2 separate regions of the Homo sapiens genome follow, and region 1 is linked to region 2. Evidence: chromatin contacts called from ENCODE Hi-C or POLR2A ChIA-PET data. All regions are on one chromosome and are shown on one strand. The core of a region is the stretch at or near the end of the contact, and the rest is flanking DNA. Distances in the headings are between cores, read along the strand shown. Region 1 overlaps PRDM16 (PR/SET domain 16). Region 2 overlaps PRDM16 (PR/SET domain 16).

What was found. Hi-C counts contacts between places; a loop is a spot of excess contacts on that map. ChIA-PET counts read pairs that join two places held with the same protein, here RNA polymerase II (POLR2A).
Region 1: POLR2A ChIA-PET joins it to region 2 with 15 read pairs in Panc1. The contact joins two enhancer-like sites. A Hi-C loop is called at or near these places in 3 of 168 maps with a recorded cell type or tissue (DLD1, astrocyte of the cerebellum and endothelial cell of hepatic sinusoid) and 1 of 37 single-sample maps with no recorded cell type. POLR2A ChIA-PET finds 5 or more read pairs at or near these places in 1 of 52 experiments (Panc1).

The regions. Positions count from the first base shown.
Region 1 is chr1:3,372,307-3,375,515 of GRCh38, reverse strand. The region is part of intron 3 of PRDM16 (PR/SET domain 16); the gene reads right to left. Among named protein-coding and RNA genes, the nearest start is that of ARHGEF16, 81 kb to the left of the region's middle. Within about 2 kb of position 1,560, at least 2 of the 41 ENCODE cell types and tissues checked have a DNase peak (open chromatin) inside an H3K27ac peak, as active enhancers do.
Region 2 is chr1:3,248,861-3,251,619 of GRCh38, reverse strand. The region is part of intron 3 of PRDM16 (PR/SET domain 16); the gene reads right to left. Among named protein-coding and RNA genes, the nearest start is that of MIR4251, 120 kb to the right of the region's middle. Within about 2 kb of position 1,364, at least 3 of the 41 ENCODE cell types and tissues checked have a DNase peak (open chromatin) inside an H3K27ac peak, as active enhancers do.

The sequences.
Region 1 (3,209 bases), core at 311-2,810, 120 kb before region 2:
TCTGGCATGTGGCTCGTCCTTCGTGGCACCTCTGAGGTTTGGCTTGTGAGCCATGGGCTGCAGCCCTGACCGTCAGAAATAAAGGAGCACACTGGTGACTCAGACCCAGGTTCTTGCATCTTTAGTGAAATGAAGGGTTGAGATACAGGCTCATGAAACACAGAACGCCTAGAGGTGATTGGCAGTGCGTGGAAAGAGCAGGGTCTGTCGAAACCTTGGGCTCGGCAGCCGGTGGGTGGACACAGTGGGGAGCACCATGTCCTGGGGGGAGTACCAGCAGGGCTTGGGCCCCTCCCTCTAGGGTGCTTCAGAGACTGACCTCTGAGTCACACAGGCCCTCCCAGCCCCGATCTCCCACCATCCTCATCGTGACAGTGTGGGGGTTGTCTGGGGTCCTGCCTCGGTGTCCCCCCTTTGGAGCTAGAAAGCCTCTTTTCTGCTTTCCAGCTGCTTGGAGGCTGTGGCTACATGCAGGCGGGGTGGGCTCTGAGGAACTGGGAGCTGGCCTTTGGCACCTGCTGAAGATGTCCTGGAGGACCCCTGTGCTCAGCCCTGCCCGGACACCGAAGGTTCTCTGCTGTGTGCCTGTGGCGGCCACTTCGGGCCACTGGTGGCTTGGGTGCCTGCTGCTCCCCCGCCTGGCTGCTCCTGCTCACCTGCTCTTTAGAATGGGGCCGTACCTGGGTCTTCCGGATAGTCAAGAAGTACAAGCACCTCTGGCCCTCTGGAAGCCTTTAGTGAGGTCCTCAGGACCCCCGAAGGGACGAACCAGCCCTTGCAGTGAGTAGGAGAGGGGCACCCAGTGAACAGGCTATGCTGTGCGCTCTGCCTTAGAGAATGCCTCTGCCTCCGCTTGCAGAGCTCCCCCTCCCCCTTCCGGAGGGTCTCAGATGTGCACAGCGGCCCCCAGGAGAAAGGCCACAGTCGCACAGAGGGCCCTTGGCTGAGCATCAGGGGCCCTCCTCACAGACCCAGGCCAGCTGCTAGGTGGCTGCTGTGCGGGGCCGGTGGGGGAGTCCTTGGACCTTCCTCTGGGGACACGTGTGTCCAGGGAGCCTCCGTCTCTGCCATACGTGTTGGGAGTAGCTTAGGTATGTTTCGCCTCTGAAAAGTTGTGTATAAACTGTATTTCTGTAACGGGGATCCCAGCTTACAGATGTGTCATTTTTAAAGGGATCCCGCATTATGGTCAAGTGGAAAGCTCTTTGCCAAGGGGGCGCCCTGGGTGCCGTTGCCTGGCTCTGCTGGCTTTGATCTGGGGACCCCAGAGCAGGGCAGAGAAGGGTCTTGTGTTGATGAGGATGTGCTGGTTTCGGGGCAGGGGTGGAAGCAGCAGCAACATGAAAAGCCGGCCCTGGCCCCTGGCGGTCAGCGGCTGGGACCCCGGGATCCAGCCCTGGCCCTCCTGAGAGGTTTGCCTCGTGCTGGCCGATATACCACACTCCCTCCAGGAGGGTATGGGGACCTCCATCCAAAGTGGCAGTCACTTTCCCACTCAGCAAGCCTCCAGGAGGACACCGAAGCAGGCCAAGCTCCACCCAGAGCTCCAAATGGAAGCAGCGTGGTTGGCTCTGGTTGGCTTTGGTTGGCTCTGGTCAACACCAGCAGCCAGGACAGGGTCTGTTCCCTGCTCTGTCTTCTTCCTGTGGATGCTTTCTGGCAGGACGTCCCAGGCTCGGCCATGTGTCCCCGTGGGGATGGCAGGGAGGGCAGCACGCGTTGGCTGGGCTCCTTCCTGGCTGCAATCCCTGCTGTTTTTCTCACGGAGGTGCAGGCTGGAGTGGGTTTGCCACACGGGGCCAGGCTGCTAGAACTGATGCCCCAGCCCCGCTTGCCCAGCACCCCCAGGAGAGAAGCTCCAGGTCCCGCGTCTGTCCTGCCTGCAGGGAGGGACCCCAGGGGTGGATCAAGTCTGTCACGCCAGGTTGACCAGGCCTGGTTCTGTGGCCTTGCAGGGGTGTTTTTCATAAGCACAGAGACGGATTTCCATGGCTGCGTAGATGACTAGGTCAAAGCAAGGATGTGGGGGCGCTGAGCCTGAACCTGCTGAGAAACGTCTGCAACGACGGCCTGGGACTTCCCCCCGAACCCCCTGGCTCCCCGAGGAGGTGTCTGGAGTCTCCACAGTGTCTACTTGCCCAGATGTGGGTCACCGCAAAGGCACGCTGGGGCGGGGCTCTCACTGTCTCTCCAGGGCATGGCGATTTCCGACCTCAAGGAATCTAGGGGCTCTAAGGAGACTCTGGGTGTGAATGCTCTGGCATTGTTGCCGTTTCCCGCCGGCACTGCAGCAGGGGGACTGAGACTGTCCCGTGGAGCTCGCATGCAGAAGCCGGCTCCCCTAACCCCCGTGCTCCCAAGAAACCCCAGCTCTGAGGAGACTCTTGTGTGTGCCTGAGCTCAGCCCCGCCCCACTGGGTGTCCTGCTCCTTACGAGGTGGAAGCATCCATGTCTGGTCCTGCGGCGGTGAGAGTTTGATGCCCAAGCTGCTGATATAACAACATCTGGGCAATTTGGACTGGTGAAGGCCATTGGTGCAAAATCCCCCAAACCCCGCTAGCTGGTAAGTCATTCCCCGAGCCCGCAGGCTCTGCATCAGGCCCTCTCCCCACCCCATAGCAGGCCCCACACCAGTCCCTGCTCCTTAGGCTGGGCCCAGAACCCCGTCCGTGGCCCTGACTCAGGCTCTGGAGGAGGGTGGGATCTGGGGCAGCTGTGCCAGAGCAGCAGCTTCTCCACCCAGAGCAGGCTGCCATAGTTCAAACATTAACAGCTCTAACAGTTGTTCAAACCTGAATTTGATTTAAGTTGGGTCAAGAGCAGGAGGAGGCTCTGAGCCTGAAGGTTGCACGTTACCGCAGACTTGGCTGTGACATTCTCAAGTGAGATACTTTTGTTTTGGTTTGGTTTTTGAGCATAGCAAAGATTGGAAAGAAAAAAAGCCCAACAGCCCCAAACCAAAGGCTTGTGGCAACTCCTTGCCCGGGGTGAGGCGGGAGCCCAGGTCGCCCACAGGAAGCGGTTTCTCTGTGAGGTGACACGAGGCCCTGGGAAGTGTCACATTCATAACCTTTCTCTGGCCACTTAGATGGTGACACACTGCAGAGCTTGTAAACGTGGCACCCCACAGCAGATGCGGGAGGAATTCTTCATGATGGGCTGAGCTGATGCAGCTTGGGGTGGGGGTTCCCTAAAATAGCTGGCTTGC
Region 2 (2,759 bases), core at 115-2,614:
CCCTGTGGCGTCGGTTCGGTTGTGGAGAAGGGGTGCTGGTTCCAGGGCAGCACCTGTGCACCCTGACCCCTGCAGGTGCCATGATACCACTTCAGAGGCAGGTGTCTGCCCAGGGGCCCCCTACCCTGGTCGCTGGGTTCCCACCACCCTGACTGGTCCCTCGTTCCCACACCTAGTAAAGAGCAGCCAAGCCCTGGACGTGGGTTCTCACGCCGGGTGCCCAGAGCTGTGCCTGACTGCTCCGCTCTCACCCCACCTCACCCTCGGTACCCAGAGCTGTGCCTCACGGCTGCGCCCTCACCCCACCTCACCCCTGAACCACGCAGCACGTGAGACTCATTATCTCCCATTGCAAAAGAGGAAACCAAACGGCCAGGCCTGGAGCTCAAGGCTGAGGGCCGCGCTGCCCCGGGCAGAACCAGGTCCAAAGGGCAGGGGTGGGTGGGGAAGGGGCCCTGGCTTGGTCCGGCTCCTCTGGGTCTCCAAGGTAAGAAGACCCCTCTGTTTAACTTGGGGTTAAGGCAGCGTCTGAGTGTGTCCTTCTAAAATTTGTGATGTTTCGTCTCCTACTGGAATTTAAGTTTCAGCCTAAAGCCTCAGCACAATAGAAGTCATTTCTGATGACAGCAGGGTCCCCAGAGCCACCTGTTCTCATGCTGAGCCAGGGACCCCGAGATGGGGGACACAGCCCCCTGCCCTGCCTCCCAGTTTCCATCCACTCCAGCCCCACTTCTGCAGGGCCTTTCCCCCAGGCTGTACCCTCGCAGGCTTCCCAGGACGCTTCAGGGTCAGAGAGAAGCCCAGGCTCTTCTTTCACTGACACAGAAAAAGGACAAGTTAAACTCTCACGTCCCCCCATGTGCTCTTGGACTTGGGCTGGATGTGTGTGAACAATGCCTTTCCCAGGCTGCCCTGAGCCCCCTGCACCCTCAGGCCCTGGGGCCTTGCAGAGCAGAAAGGAAGCCACCTCAGACACGCAGGGTGGTAGAGACCATGGCACCAGCATAGCAGGTAATAAACCACTGCATAGGACGGTAATTAGCTGCACCTCTCCCAGCCGAATCTGACGGTTTCAGCTGATTTAAGGGATCCTTCAGGTGAGGTGGGGGTGGGGTAAGTAGAATCAACTCAATTTAGAATGGCGGTGGGGGGGCGGCGGCAAAAGGGTTACATTGATAAAGTTGTCACCCAGCCTGGAGCTGCCCCATAACTCACCTTGGGCCATGCTAACGGGCCATTAATCACCCTTATCAGCCTGTGAAGGGGCCCCTGCGGGACCGCCCTACCCCAGGGGGCAAGTTCAGGTGTGGCGAGGTGGCGAGAGGTCAGAGTCCACCCAGGGCCGGCTGCCACCTTGGAGGCCACGGGAGCTGTGGCTGCGGCCCCTCCCTCAGGCCTGATTTCTGCCCTGCGGACTGGAGCCTCAGGAGCAATGCGGCCTCCCCAGACAAGCCGCAACAGTTGTGAAAACGGGATCCTGGGAGTGGGGTGGGGGGAGGGGGGAGAGAAGACGGAGGAAGCGGAAGCCAGGCACCTGGGCTGGTCCCCAGGGGCGGATGAGGGTCCCCAGGGCCACGGCCCAGCGCTGCCTTGGGAAGGGGATGGTGTGGGCGGTGCTTTCCGACTTTCTGCTGCCTGGGCCGCCTTACACCTCTCTGCCTGCAGCCTTTGATTCAGCAAAATCAAGGATGCAAACTTCTTAGGAATACTTAGTTTCCATGGCAACCGTAGCTGACCTCAACATTATTGTTCTCAAGAGGGGACTGACTTTACTATATGTTCATTCACTGAATTAATGGACTCCCGATTCTTTTATCAGCAACCCTGGGACAATGGAAAGAGAGACATGTTGTCAAAGGGCTTTCAGCCACTGTCCAGCCTTTTGTCCGCGGCTTACTGCGACGAAGCAAGTCTATTCAGGCTGAGATTATCAAAATCAACTCGGGGCTGTCTCCGGGGCAGCTAAACACACTTGGATTTCATAAAGACATAACTGATCCCACATGCAAATTAATAATTTGGATAGCAGGGTTCTTAGGGTTAGGGATTTTGGTGTGTATTTTTTTTTTTCTTTTTTGGTAATAAAGTGCATGGGTAGGTAAACTGCAGTTTAGTGACGGCACTCCGGCGGGATCTGTGTTGCTGGCTGGCTGGTAAGGGAACGGGAAAAGGCGGTCTGAACCTCACTCACCTCGCTGGCACAGGCCTCAGCAAAACCAAGCTTAGGGAGGCCGCAGAAAGCCTTCTAGATCCAGTACATCCCAGAGAGCCTTCTAGTTCCCATACCCACCAGCTGAGCCCGATGCATGCATAGCAGCGCCTCCTTCTGCAGCTCTGTGTTTGAGGGTCCCTCCATCTCTCCAACCACATCCCCTCCCCTCCCTACCCCTGCCCCCTACTCCCTTCCTCCCCAGCCCTCCAGCCTCCTTTAGGAGGAAAACAATACAAACAGAACACAGTGAGCCACAGGACTGGACACCGAACAGCAGTCTCCGGCTGCGTGGTGCTGTGCTGGGCTAAAAGCCTGGCATGGCCAGGAACTCGGTATATCCTGCTCACAAACTGCCTGGAGTCCCAGCGAGGTCCCAGCTGCGTTTAGACCTCAGGGTGTGTGGCCTCCTCCAGTAACTGCTGCACAAAAGACACTTAGCAGTTGCCTGTCTGTCTCGCTCCCAACTTCCTGGGCTCAGCAGCCATCCTTCATTAGCCCCCAGTCCCCACGGGAGGGACCCAGGAAACCTCTGGACTCCTCGTTACCA